Linked DNA regions of Homo sapiens: region 2 is linked to region 1. Evidence: read pairs that join two places in POLR2A ChIA-PET (ENCODE). Cell type or tissue: PC-3. All regions are shown on one strand. Each heading gives the region's core, and the rest is flanking DNA. Links, peaks and the distances in the headings are about the cores only.

Region 1 (8,129 bases), core at 1,386-6,385:
AATCGCTTGAACCCGGGAGGTGGAGGTTGCAGTGAGCTGAGATTGCGCCACTGCACTCCAGCCTGGGCGACAGAATGAGACTGTCTCAACAACAACAACAACAACAACAATAAGCTACAATGGCCTCTAAGTGTTCAAGTGAAAAAGTAAGAGTCTTACATTCTCTCACTTTAAATCAAGAGCTAGAAATGACTAATAAGGAAGGCACGTTAAAAGCTGAGTTAGGCTTTTATGCCAGAGTTAGCCAAATTTTGAATAAAAAGGAAAAGTTATTTAAGGAAATTAAAAGTGCAACTCCAGTAAACACATGTACAATAAGAAAGCAAAACAGCCTTACTGCTGATGTGGAGAAAATCTAAGTGGTCTGGACAGATGATTAAACCAGCCACAACAAAACCTAATCCAGAGCAAGGCCCTAAGTCTCATCAACTCTATGAAGGCTAAGAGAAGTCAGCTACAGAATGAAGTTTGAAGCCAGCAAAGGTGGGTTCATAAGATTTAAAGAATGAAACCATCTCCATAATGTAAAATGCAAGGTGAAGCAGCAAGTACTGATGTAGAAGCTGTAAGTTTTCCAGAAGATCTAGCCAAGATCATTAATGATGGTGGCTACACTAAACAACACATTTTCATTACAAACAAAACAGCCTTCTGGAAGAAGATGCCATCTAGGACTTTCATAGCTAGAAAAGAGAAGTTGATACCCGGCTTTAAGATGTCAAGGGACAGGCTGACTCTTGTTAAGGGCTAATGTAGCTGGTGACTTTTTTAATTGTGAAAGGAAAATAAAATCTTGAGACCCCAATTCATTATGCCAAAAGGAAAAATTAAGCTGAAAGCTGAGCCGTGCAAGTAACTGCCTTTCCTTTTGTTCCTAAGCAGGTAGGCAAAGGTAAAAGGCCAGATATTGCCACAGGTAGCTACTCTGTGTTCACTTACATAATTTACTATTCTGCCTACCTGAATCCTTACAAGATATGGATTCAGTAATGCAACTGTACTGTACCTCTTTCCCTTCCAGCCTGCTTTCCCCCTTTAAATATTGAAGCCCTCAAAATCATCTTTGGAAAAGGCATGGACCATAGATTGTTCCTGTGGTTCTGTGTTCTTTTTTCCTGGGCATGTCCTTATCCATGGAAAAATAAACTTCTAAATTGATCGAGACCTGTCTCAGATACTTTTCAGTTTACATGTTGAAGCTAATGTTCATTTACAATTCTGAAAATTCTGGGACCCTTAAGAATTATGCTAAAGTTGAGTCTGAATTTGGGCAGCTCATCACCTTCCTGCATCATTTGTGCCTCTTCTATAAGGTAAGAAACTTTTCCAGGCTGAGGATCTGAGCTCCTACCAGCCCCTAGTTCTCAGAGTTCTTAGATCACTGTGGGTCTCATCTCCCTCTTTTCTAACTCTGATCCAGTCGCTGCATGTGCTTTTTAAATGGAATAACAATGCCTGGATGACAGCACATCTGTTTACAGCATGGTTTACTAAATATTTTTAGCCTACTGTTGAGACCTACTGCTCAGGAAGAAGGATTCCTCTCAAAATATTCTTTCTCATAGACAGTATACCTGGTCACCCAGGAACTCTGATGAAGATGGACAAGGAAATTTACGTGGCTTATTTTTTAATGTCTGCTAACACAACATCCATTCTGTAGCCCACAGATCAAAGAGTAATTTCAACTCTCAAGTTTTATAATTATAAAAATGCATTGCATAAGGCTATAGCTGTCATAGACAGTGACCCCTCTGGTGGACCTGGGCAAAGTAAATTGAAAACCTTCTGGAAAGGATTCACCATTCTAGATGCCAGAGAGAACATTTTTGATTCATGGGAGGAGGAGGTCAAAATATCAACATTAACAGAAGTTTGAAAGAAGTTGATTCTGACCCTCATGAATGACTTGAGGGGTACAAGGCTTTAGTGGAGGAAGACACTGCAGATGTGGTGGAAATAGCAAGAGAACTAGAATTAGAAGTTGAGCCTAAAGATTGGACTGAATTGCTGCAATCTCATGATAAAACTTGAACAGAGGGCCAGGCATGGTGGCTTATGCCTGTAATCCCAGCACTTTGGGAGGCCAAGGCGGGTGGATAACAAGGTCAGGAGTTTGAGACCAGCCTGGCCAATATGGCGGAACCCCATCTCTACTAAAAATGCAAGACTTAGCCAGGTGTAGTGGTATGCGCCTGTAATCCCAGCTACTGAGGAGGCTGAAGCAGGAGAATTGCTTGAACCCAGAAGGCTGAGGTTGCAGTGAGCTGAGATCATGCCACTGCACTCCAGCCTGGGTGACAGAGCAAGACTCTATCTCAAAAATAAACAAACAAACAAAAAAACTTGAACAGAGAAGGAATTGTGGATGGAATGGATGAGGAAAGAAAGTGGGTTCTCAAGGTGAAATTTACTTGTGATGAAGATGCTGTGAATATTTTTGAAATTATCACAAAGGATCTAGATTATTACAAAAACTTAGTTGATAAAGCAGTGACAGGATTTGAAAGGATTGAGTCCAATTTTGAAAGAAGTTCTGCAGGTAAAATGCTATCAAACAGTATCACATGCTACAGAAAAATCTTTCATGAAAGGAGGAGTCAATCAATGTTGCAAACTTTGTTATTTTCTTATATTAAGAAATTGCCACAGCCACCTCAGCCTTTAGCAACTACCACCCTGATCAGCCAGCAGCTGTCAGCATGGAAGCACGATCCTTCACCAACAAAGAGATTACCACTCACTGAAGGTTCAGATGATCATTAACATTTTCTAGCAATAAGAGTTTTTTAAATTAATATATACACATTTTAGGATAACGCACACTTAATAGACTACAGTATTATGTAAAAATAACTTTAGTACACACAAGGAGACCAAAAAAATCGTATGTCTCACTTTATTGGGCTATTTGCTTTATTACCATGGTCTGGAACTGAACTTGCAGTACCTCCAAGGTATGCCTGTATAACAGAAAAAGTGGCCAAATCAAATATGTTTGGGAAACACTACAAGTAAAATAATAGAGATTAAAAGTATATGCTACTCTCAGAGGTCCTAAACGTTTCTATAGAAGTACGTTTAGCTGTTTTCAAACCACTGTTTAAGTTTTATTTAGACAAACAGGCTAGTATATCTCTTAGGAAACCAGCTTGGAAAACACGTCAGGAAGCTATTACTAACCACCACTGAGAGAACAAGAATTACTCCACCAGTTAGGAGCCAATAGGATGGGTCAAAGGATAGTTTACCATGATTAGATGGGAAGAACTAAGCTGATAGCCCTCAAATCAATGCTGCAGTGAAGATCTGGTGCGTGACGGGACAGAGCAGGGAAGTAGGGTGGGTGGCTTGTGCTGGAGGGTTTCCCTCCATAAGGGCCCTGCCTGGTTCACTGTTAAATCCCCAGGGCCTACATTGTACCAGGCACAGAATGGATGATCCAGCAATGGATTACTGAGGCAAGTTGCTTCCCATCTCTGTGCCCAGAGAACCCAGGAGAGGATCCTGGATTGAGCCAATTGTCCCTCCTTCTGTCTGGGGAAGCTCCTTGCTGGTCTTAACTGGAAAGGTCTCCCATATCACACAGACATAGCTTCAGCCTGGTGGTGTATTCCTGGGAGGGTGGCAGGGAGCTCAGAACTCCAGGACTGGAGGAGAATTAGAAAGGAGGGAGATGAGACCCACAGTGATCTAATAACTCTGAGAACTAGGGGCTGGAGGGAGCTCAAATCCTCAGCCTTGAAAAGTCTCTCTTTTTTTTTTGTTTCTGAAAACTTTTTTTTTTTTTAATATACTTTAAGTTCTAGGGTGCATGTGCACAAAGTGCAGGTTTGTTAAACATGTGCCATGTTGGTATGCTGCACCCATTAACTTGTCATTTACATTAGGTATTTCTCCTAATGCTATCCCTCCCCCCTTCCTCCCACCCCACAACAGGCCCCTGTGTGTGATGTTTCCCACCCTGTGTCCAAGTGTTCTCATTGTTCAATTCCCACCTATGAGTGAGAACATGCTGTTTGTTTTTTTGTCCTTGCGATAGTTTGCTAAGAATGATGGTTTCCAGCTTCATCCATGTCCCTAAAAAGGACATGAACTCATCCCTTTTTATGGCTGCATAGTATTCCATGGTGTATATGTGCCATATTTTCTTAATCCAGTCTATCATTGATGGACATTTGGGTTGGTTCCAAGTCTTTGCTATTGTGAATAGTGCCACAATAAACATACGTGTGCATGTGCCTTTATAGCAGCATGATTTTTAATCCTTTGGGTATATACCCAGTAATGGGATGGCTGGGTCAAATGGTATGTCTAGTTCTAGATCCTTGAGGAATGGCCACACTGTTTTCCACAGTGGTTGAAGTAGTTTACAGTCCCACCAACAGTGTAAAAGTGTTCCTATTTCTCCACATCCTCTCCAGCACCTGTTGTTTCCTGACTTTTTAATGATTTTCATTCTAACTGGTGTGAAATGGTATCTCATTGTGGTTTTGATTTGCATTTATCTGATGGCCATTGATGCTGAGCATTTTTTCATGTTTCTGTTGGCTGCATAAATGTCTTCTTTTGAGAAGTGTTTGTTCATATCCTTTGCCCACTTTTTGATGGGGTTGTTTGATTTTTTCTTGTAAATTTGTTGAAGTTCTTTGTAGATTCTGGATATTAACCCTTTGTCAGATGAGTAGTTCGCAAAATTTTTCTCCCATTCTGTAGGTTGCCTGTTCACTCTGATGGTAGTTTCTTTTGCTGTGCAGAAGCTCTTTAGTTTAATTAGATCCCATTTGTCAATTTTGGCTTTTGTTGCCATTGCTTTTGGTGTTTTAGACATGAAGTCCTTGCCCATGCCTGTGTCCTGAATGATATTGCCTAGATTTTCTTCTAGGGTTTTTATGGTTTTAGGTCTAAGATTTAAGTATTTAATCCGTCTTGAATTAATTTTTGTATGAGGTGTAAGGAAGGGATCCAGTTTCTGATTTCTACATATAGCTAGCCAGGTTTCCCAGCACCATTTATTAGATAGGGAATCCTTTCCCCTTTCTTGTTTTTGTCAGGTTTGTCAAAGATCAGATGGTTGTAGAAGTGTGGTATTATTTCCGAGGGCTCTGTTCTGTTTCATTGGTCTATATCTCTGTTTTGGTACCAGTACCATGCTGTTTTGGTTATGGTAGGCTTGTAGTATAGTTTGAAATCAGGTAGCATGATGCCTCCAGCTTTTTTTTAATATATATATAGAAGAGACACAAAGAATGCAGGTGATGAGCTGCCAAAATTCACAGACTGCACTCTCTGCTTCTAATATTAATTGGAGTCTGGGTGTGGTACTTGAGTTTTAAAAATACCTTTGGATCCCTTGCAATGCCAGATTCTTCAAATAGATAATGAAAAGGGATGGTATAATCAGAGCACTGGACATGAAGCTCAACAAGGAGCTTGAGCAGGCAGGAACTATGAAAGGTACAAGGCACTGAGTGTTGCCCATGTAGGAAGGAGGAAGGGAATGGACAGAGATGTGTTGTATCTTTTGTACCAGGTACTTTCCCTTCACCATCCCATCTGTTCTTCATCACAATGGTAGGAAATGATCATCACTCCCATTTCATAGTTGGGGAGATCTGAGTCCTGAGAAACTAAGTAACCATGGTAGGATACCACACACAGCACCTGGCTAGGTACTGGAACCTAATGCTATCCGAATTAAGCACCTGTCCTCTGTTTTGGATACCCATTGTCTATAGGAGTTAATGCCTGGCATCATTTTCTCTTGGGGAAAGGTCACTTCCACCTCTCCTTCATGTTATCAGACACATGGTGTCTGATCAGACATAAGAACCATGAAATTTGTTGAAAGTTTGGCCTGTTGGGCAGCTGTTTGGGGATCACTGGAGCTAAGAAGTATTTGTAGCAGACAGTGAATCCATGGGAAAGCTTTTTAAATAGTTTGTGGAGCTTTTTCTAAGTCTGGACGGTGTGCACTGATCCACTGCCATTATGGCTCTGTGCTGGATGCCCCATCTGTGAATCTCTTCTTCCTAGGCCAATCATTTGTTAAATACTGCTCCCTGAGAAATCAGCACTTTTCCAAAACCCAGAAAGAAAGAAAGTCTTGAATAAATAAGGGTAAAATATGTCATAATTTTTCAAACTAGCTTCCATATTAAAATTTACCTGATTTATTTTCATTCCTGGATGAAGAGAGGCATGAATGTTTCACAGCTGCTACCCAAATGTTCCAGAAATACCACTCAGGGCCAGAATTCCAGCATCTCCCTGATCAAAATTTGAACAAGTTGGTTGATCAAAAATCCCAAATAAATTTGTGGTTTACTTTTTTCTCAGAGAAACTGGGTTTCAGAGAAAGAGAGATATGATTTCAAATTCCAGGTATGCTTTTGACTAGTTGTGTGACTTTGGGTGAGTTAATTAAATTCTCTGCTTTGTCAAAGCAAGATGGGGATAAAATGGTAATGATCATATTTGCACAACAGTATATTCTTCTGAAGGTGAAATAAGCAATGTGTAACTATTTTTAGCAAATTTCTTTATCACCAACAGGTACTCAAATATTGGCTTTCATTCTATTTTCTCCAATCTCAGCTCACTTATCCTGGTAGAGAATCTAGAAAGTAGATAGCAGACTATAAAAATTACATGTTGTTAAACAGTAACAATCAACAGCTCTAGATCTTTACTGTGCTAGAGTTTTGGCAAAAGAGTTAGCATGTAACTCCTAGATTTGGAATAAACAACTATAGTGAAGTAAAAATCCAACTCAAACACTCAGATCCTGTTTGTTTCTGGGAGAAAATTGTGTCTTATTTTATACCAACTACTGTGCTATTCTCTCCAGAAAATGATTGGTTGAATTAGGTGGCCAGGGAGTAAGAACTGAATAGATCCAGGAAAACAGCTGTGTCTGGTTGGTGGCAGCACGCTTCCAGCTCTTGCTGATTCATTTCTCTGGCAGTTTTTACTTAACAGAACCATCCATAATGCATGGCTGCAGGACTATATAGAAGGCAAATCACCCAAACGGTGAGCATTACAAGCATTGCACATTTCCTTTTCCAATTCTGGGAAACTGCATGAGGAGCTACCTATAATTTTTCTAGCAGGAGCATGAAAGCAAGAGAATTGTAGCTATTCAAACAAACATGGAAAAGTGGGGATGACTGATGTGCGTTTTAGGGACATCTTCACCATCCTTCCAATAAGAATTAGTTATTCATTTAGTCTGCAAACATTGGCTGAACTTCTATGTGTCAGGCACAAGGCTAAGTACTGGGTATTCAGAGGGCAGCTAGAGTCCCATGATTCCTACTCTCACAGAGCTTGCAGCCTAATGAATCTAATAAACACATCACTAAATAAATGAATATGTATTTTCAATTTAACAAAAATGCTGTGAGGATAGAAAACAGTGAGAATGTACTTAGAGGTGCAAGCAAAGTTCTGCCTGTAGAGTTCACATTTGAGCTGAGCCTACAAGATGAGGAGTCAGCTTTATAAAAAAGCTAAGACAAGGACACCCTGTCAAAAGCATGTGCACAGTCTCTGGAAGGTAAAAAGCTTGGCTTGCTCTGGAAACTAAAAGGAAGCCAATGAGACTAAAGCAAAGCAAACAAGGGAAAGTTGCATAAAAGGGAAGTTGGGGGAGAAAATTGGGGGGTGGGTAGGGATGTACAGAACGTAGCTTTTATTCTAAAGTCCAAATGAAACCACCTAGAGGTTTGACTCAGGGGAAAGGCATAATCAGATTTACAACTTAGAATGATCACTCTAGTTGCCTGATGGAGAAAGACCTGTGTAGGGAGGGCAAAAGAAGATCCGCAGCTAATTAGTAGACATTTTAATATTCCAGGCATAGAATGACGGTGGGGGTTGGCAAGGGTGGGAGGGAGGTAGGAACATGATGCCAGCAGTGACATTACTGGTGAAAAGAAGAGTGAGGGATACCCAGTGGAGCTGGAATTGACTTGGGGGGTGTGAGGGTGACTAAGAGAGTTTAAATGGACTGGATGTATGGGATGCCACTTACTGGGATGGGAAATACTGGGGGAGAAGCAGAGGACAATTCAAACTTTCTCTGGGGTCCTTGAGAAACTTTACTTATCTTTATAGAATGAAAC
Region 2 (6,986 bases), core at 157-5,156, 830 kb before region 1:
AGGGAAAAAATTCCATAAACAAACAATATAAAAAAAGATATCTTGTGATTTCAGGATATCCAGCTGTTTGTATGTTTCGTTTTTAAACTTCACTGCTTACTAAATGAGTGATTTTACATATGTTAGAAAGATACTACCCCATGCAGAACTGCATGTCTATTTTTAAAAATTATATATGCTAAAATCATGGAGATTTGTGGGCATGGGTATACATGTATACAAACAGTATTACTTTACATATATTTGATTTGCTAAAAAAAGAATGCATATATACATTTATAGGTAACAAAAACATTATTGCCATTGAATATTTCATTTTTTCACTTTTTAATATAGTGAAGTCTTAGTCACTTTTGATGGTCCAGTAAATTAGGTAATACTATTTTAAGATAAAGTGAAAATTTCCCATGAGAAATCACTCAGCCCATTTTCAGTTTTGCTTTTCCTGGTTTAGGTTGAACGCCATATCATTCTGATGAATGAGAATGAGCCTTCCCATGGCTATTCTGTTCTCTGGAAGCCAGTTTGTAGAAAGGTTCCTGTGAAAACAATATTTTGGGAGGTACATAGTGTAGTAGGTTAAGAGCACAGGCTTTTGAGTAATAGGGACCTGTTGGTAACTCCCATTTTTGCTTCCTAATAACTATGTGCCCTTAGCTAAGTAACTTATCTCCTCTGTGCTTTAGTTTCCTTAGCTAAGGTAATAAGACCTCCCCTACAGAGCTAGAGGAAGGGGAATGAAAAGATTTTAGCACAGTGCCTAGAACTTAGCATTGAGAAAATATTCATTAAATGTGTTCTTTTATTGACTTGGTTTTAGTTACAGATTCTAGACCCATATCCCTGTAGTTACATATAATATTTTGGCCATTTTATTGTGTAGATTTTATGTACATTCTTGCCACTTTTATCAGAGAAATGACAAGAAAGGAAACAAGTAAGTTATTGTAGTCAATCAGAAAGACTAAAACAATTTATAGATGATAATTAAAATTTTAATATTTATTTTTAACATAAGAACCTCCCGAAGTGCTAGGATTACAGGTGTGAGCCGCCTCACCCAGCGAGTAATTAAAAATTTACTCTCCTTGTTCGTTTTTCTTGCAGAATTGTCATTCACATTTAAAGTTTGAAATTCTGAAGACAGAAAAAGCAAATTAAAATTTAAAAATAGCCAGTGGTGAAAGGTAAATAGTTCATTGGTGCATGGCAGAGCCTTCTGCTTGTTATATATAGTAGGGTACTTCTAAGGAAGGTGTTTCTCTTGCAGAGTTACTTGTTGCAGTTAGGTTTTGTTTTGGGCATAATGCCAAGTATTTATTCTTCCTATGTGTAATATAGTAGGGTATTTTTGTGTTTAAACAACAGTTTTTATTGTAATCTTACATCTTATTGGATATTAACCTCTTTGATAGCAAACAAGCCATTCTTACCTGTTGTGCACATGCTGCTCTAGCAGGCTGGGAGTCTTCACCACAACACTAGCTACATAATAGAACATTGCTTCCTGAGGTCTGGGAACACTGTTTTTTTCTTCTCTCCTGTGGAATAAATGCTTTATATTTAATTTAATTTAATTTTTTCAGACAGAGTCTTGCTCTGTCGCCGAGGCTGGAGTGCAGTGGCATGATCTTGGCTCATTGCAACCTCTGCCTCCCGGGTTCAAGCAATTTTCCTGCCCCAGCCTCCTGAGTAGCTGGGACTACATGAGTGCGCCACTGTGGCCAGCTAATTTTTGAATTTTTGGTAGCGATGGGGATTCACCATGTTGGCCAGGCTGGTCTCGAACTCCTGACCTCAGGTGATCTGCCCTCCTTGGCCTCCCAAAGTGCTGGGATTACAGACATGAGCCACCGTGGCCGGCCAGAATAAATGTTTAAAATTAATCATTTTGTCAGTTACTTTCAATATTTTACAAATTGCTAACATATATCACATAAATGGGACAGAATAATTTAGTACTAATTAGATTTGCAAGGTATGCTCCAGATCACCTGCACTGCCCTCCTCCAGCCAATGTTTGCATGTTTGTGTGAATGAATGTGTATATAATATTTAATATATAGATATATATTATAGGATGAACATAAAACATATTTATATGTTATGTGCAATATGTATTTGTTAAATATATTTGTGTACACTTATTCCCATGGTATAAGCCCCATTTCCAGGGGATGGCTCATGATGACCCAGAGAGTGCAGCTCAGTTCTAAACTTTTTTAGGAGGATGAAAAGAAATAGTCTTTTGTTCTCCTCTACAGGAAGCTAATATTTTGCTCCTACTGTCCAAACTCTGGAATAGTAGTATAACAGTGGCAAAGAATGGGAAAATGAAAACCGACCGTATGAAGCTGTTTTTGGAAGATACTCTAAATGGGAACAATCTTCTAAGCTCAGCTGGCTTTTTAGTCGGTGAAGCCATCTGTTTGGTTTTTCAGCCAGCACTCTTTTCATTCTCCCTGATTTTTATAGCTTCCCTTGGGAAACCACAAGATTCCAAATCACTCCAGCAATGCAGAGCCTTTTGAAGAGTTGTGTGTGGCTTAGTGGTTTGTCAGTCTTCTGTTGTGTAACTTCAAATGGTTTTTACTTCTGCTATGCAAATCATGGTTTTAGGAATATTTGGAAAGAGAAGAGTCTGAGGAGAGTAGAAAGATGGTAATTTTTTTCTTATATAAATATTTATTTTTCAGATACACTAATAATAAAATATTATTGTTCTTTCATAGAGGTTAACTTACTCATGTTTCATTTATGAGGAATGCATAGACCTGTTACTCAAAGCAACATTGTATTATATTTGTTGTTCTGTCTGTAGTTTCTAACATTATTAGACAAAGTTCAGTGATGTTAAAGATTGTAAACATTCCTTAAAGCAGGGGTCCCCAACCCCTGAGCCACAGATCTCCTGCTGTGTGGCCCAGTTCCTAACAGGCCACAGACTGCTTGTGGTTAGGTTCCAGTGGCCTGTTAGGAACTGGGCTGCACCATAGGAGGTGAGCTAGCAAGGGCAGCAGGTACAGCTGCTCCCCATCGCTGGCATTACTGCCTGAGCTCCACCTCCTGTCAGATCAGCGGTGGTATTAGATTCTCATAGAGTGTGAACCCTGTTGTGAACTGCACATGGGAGGGATCTAGGTTGCATGCTCCTCATGAGAATCTAATGCCTGATGATCTGTCACTGTCTCCCATCCCCCCGTGAGGGCATGGCCTAGTTGCAGGAAAACAAGCTCAGGGCCGCCACTGATTCTACATTATGGTGAGTTGTGTGATTATTTCATTATATATTACAGTGTAATAATAATAGAAATAAAGTCCACAATAAATGTAACATGCTTAAATCATCCCCAAACCACCCCACACCAGATTTGTCAGTCCCTGGTGCCAGAAAGAATGGGGACCACTGCCTTAAAGCATGCTGGGATTATGATTGGATGTAGAGTTGGGTGTTGATGTTAAAGGTACTTATACTTTGTTACAGTGGTTATGGTTACTTAGAGCTATCACATAGTTACTTTAGAATGGATATTTTAAAATTGAAGAATAGGCAGCAGTCTGTTTCTAATTAATGATAGGGTTCCTTGTTTTAAAAGTTAAACACTTTGGTAAGGATACATTTGAAGATTATCACGTGGGTGGTCAGCAAGTGATTCCGTCCCTCTCTTGGCATTTATATATGTTATTTATATTGAATTACTCTTGGCAGAGGAAATAACTGAAAGTCTAAGTAAAAAACGTTGGCTTTATCCTGTGGGTAGAAACCACTTTTTATTTTTACTTTTACCCCATGTGCTTTAAATCCAATAACCAACCTACCTACCTACCTACCTTCCTTCCTTCCTTCCTTCCTTCCTTCCTTCCTTCCTTCCTTCCTTCCTTCCTTCTTTCCTTCCTTCCCTCCTTCCCTCCTTCCCTCCTTCTCTCTCTCTCTTTCTTTCCTTCTTTTCTTTCTTTCTTCTTTCAACAGGGTCCCACTCTGTCACCCAGGCTGGAGTGCAGTGGTGCAGTATTGGCTATTGCAACCTCTACTTCCCAGGCTCAAGTGATCCTCCTGCCTCAGCCTCCCTGGTGGCTGGGACTACAGGCATGTGCCATCATGACCAGCTAATTTTTGTATTTTTTGTAGAGAGGGAGTTTTGCCATGTTGCCCAGGCTGGTCTTGATTACAGGTGTGAGCCACTGTGCCTAGCTGAGACAATCATTCCTGACTTTCATGTTATTAGAGCTTCAAAATGTGAACAATTATTGCCCGCTGTTGTCACTACCTTGGAGAACAAGATGAGTATAGCTTTTAAAATCTTTGCGGGAATTGTGTCAACTTTCATTTAATCCACCTCTATAAAAATAAGATCTATATGCTAAAGGATTAATAACAGTGCAAATTGCTACTTGAATATTAAAAATTTAAAATCATCCACAAGGCAGAGATATTCTTGAAAGTCATTACAGCTCTAAGATGTCATAATTTTATTGAAAGTGGGAAAAAAAACGTAGCCACCATTTAAATATGTAAGTTGTCATTTTTGTTACATTTCACTAGCATTGTATTTGAACCGAATATTCATTTTTTACAGCACGTAAGTATCCATATATCATAAGACATGTAACTACCATATTCCTTTCCCAGAACTTTATTTCATTATCATTTTCATTTAATTTAGGATAATGTACCCTTGATTCTAAAATATATGCTCTCTGATAAAGTCTAATATACAGCATCTATAAGAAACTTAAATTTACAAGAAAAAAACGTATCATTCTTTTTGGCTGCTCTACATTGGGTGAGCTTTGTGTAATATTTGTTCTTTACTTAATAATGCAACCTCAAAATATTCACCCTGTTTAGACTGATTCCCTCATGCTTGAGAGAGGAAGGCATCTCTTCCTTTTTTTTTTTTTTGGAGAAAGTCTTGCCGTGTCATCCAGGTTGGAGTGCAGTGGCACAATCTCAGCTCACTGCAACCTCTGCCTCTTGGGTTCAAGCGATTCTTGTGCCTCAGCCTCCCAAGCCACCATGCCCAGCTAATTTTTGTATTTGTGGCAGAGATAGGGTTTCACCACATTGGCTGGGCTGGTCTCAAACTCCTGACCTCAAGTGATCTGCCGGCCTCAGCCTCCCAGAGTTCTGGGATTACGGGTGTTGGGCTTTTTTTCATATGTTTATTCACTGCATGTATGTCTTTTGGAAAATGTCTGTTTACATTTGCCCACTTTTAATGGGGTTGTTCTTTTCTTGTAAATTTGTTTCTTATAGATGCTGTATATTAGACTTTATCAGAGAGCATATATTTTAGAATCAAGTGTGCATTATCCTAAATTAAATGAAAACAAATTATCAGAACATATGATAGAATAATGAAGCATAACAACTAAAAAAAACCATATTACATTTCAGGGCCAATGATCTAATTTTGCTTTTCCTCTGACTGTTACCAGGAGGGCAGGGCATGCATGCAGCCATGTGAACTGAGAGTGAGAGGGAAATGGATGAGATGCTTAATGTCAGATCTATGCCACTGCCCTCATGCTTGACGTTGTGGCAGCCAAGCCAGAGATGGCCATGCGCTCCTTACCACGGTCATTCTCAGCTGAATCTACATCACATTCACCCGGAAGCCTGGGAGTAATCTGTACCTAGGAGTCTGTAGGGCATGACCAGCCTGCAGATGTGAGCAAGTGTGTGTGTATGTTTCTGTGTCTGTGTCTCTCTCTCTCTTGTGTGTGTGTATATGTGTCTGTGTTTGTATCCTGTGGTGCCTCACAGTGTCTTAGAAATATTTGAATTACATTAATTGCCAGTGTTTGAGTATCACAAGATTTCACATAACCATATGGATTTACATGTTGTCTTGAAAACTTCAGATGATTTGAAACTCTTTTAAAAAGGGCTCTTTTAAAAAGGGTTCCAATATAAATTGGTAGAGCAGTTATTGGTAGAGCGTATACTTTCATCTTTGTTATAATGGGTTTGACCGCATTGTGTTTGGGTGAAGTAGCAGAGCAATAACTTTAAGATAAAACTGGTTTCTTGTAATTTATTAAACTTACCCATGTATTTGGCTCCCTTTTCCCTTTTATTTTATTATGTCTGTTTTAGCCTTATCTATTTCTTTCTCATGTTCTAGCCCTCAAAGTGTGTGTGTGTGTGTGTGTGTGTGTGTGTGTGTGTGTGTTTAATCCTCCAAGCTAGAAGTCACTCAAGCTTCCTGGAATCTAGGTTGTAAGGTACTGAGGCCAATGGCTGCCTCTTTGTCTTTTTTCTATTTTTTCTATTTTTTTTTTTTTAATTTTGTGTTTTGTTTCTTTCCAGTACTGTGTTGACGAGGAAGATGGCAGCCTCTTTGATATGAGATAGGGCTCATCTGCATGTTACGTGTAGTGGCATGTCACTGCTGCCACTGCTCTTCTGCTACCAGGATGGCTTGAATGCAATATAGGCTGTTCCATGTGTGCTTTCCCTCCGTTATGAAACTTCTTCCTGTGGGGTTTGTGAGCTAACTGCAAGTCTTTCTTTGTTTTAGGGCTGTGGATTCTGTAATTATTACAATTGTGTACTTCCTTAAATTAAGGCTTTCACGTAGTAGTGATCTGCCTTTCCTTTGACAGTTTTACCTTGATGTTTTATATAATGAAGCAAAACTCAAGGAATATAGAAGGAAGCATAGGGGGAGTAAAGGATAGTCTTAAATGCTGAGCAGTGGTTACCTCTGTGATCAAATTTATTATTATTATTTTTTGAGACGGCTTTACTCTGTCACCTCGGCTGAGTGCAGTGGCATGATCACGGCCCCTTGTAGCCCCAACCTCCTGGTTTCAAATGACCCTCCCACCTTAGCCTCCTGAGTAGCTACGACTACAGCCATGTGCCACCTTGCCCGCATAATTTTTTTTAAGTTTTTTGTAGAGACGAGGTCTTGCCATGGTTCCCTGGCTGTCTGGAACTCCTGGAGTCAAGCAATCCTCCTGCCTCAGCCTCCCAAAGT

Evidence for each region. ChIA-PET counts read pairs that join two places held together with the same protein. Peaks named below come from ENCODE experiments on the same cell type or tissue, not always from the same donor. Only the 100,000 strongest peaks of a DNase experiment are listed, where the experiment ranks them.
Region 2: POLR2A ChIA-PET joins it to region 1 with 5 read pairs; 2 of 35 experiments call an interaction of 5 or more read pairs at or near these places.

Annotation. Positions count from the first base shown.
Region 1 is chr9:7,763,380-7,771,508 of GRCh38, forward strand. No RefSeq gene overlaps it. Among named protein-coding and RNA genes, the nearest start is that of DMAC1, 32 kb to the right of the region's middle. In PC-3, for the core only: no CTCF peak of the experiment used is centred there; no DNase peak of the experiment used is centred there.
Region 2 is chr9:6,936,147-6,943,132 of GRCh38, forward strand. The region is part of intron 8 of KDM4C (lysine demethylase 4C); the gene reads left to right. Among named protein-coding and RNA genes, the nearest start is that of KDM4C, 180 kb to the left of the region's middle. RefSeq lists an enhancer at 3,919-4,419. In PC-3, for the core only: no CTCF peak of the experiment used is centred there; a DNase peak (open chromatin) is centred at 2,505; H3K27ac peaks cover 514 bases.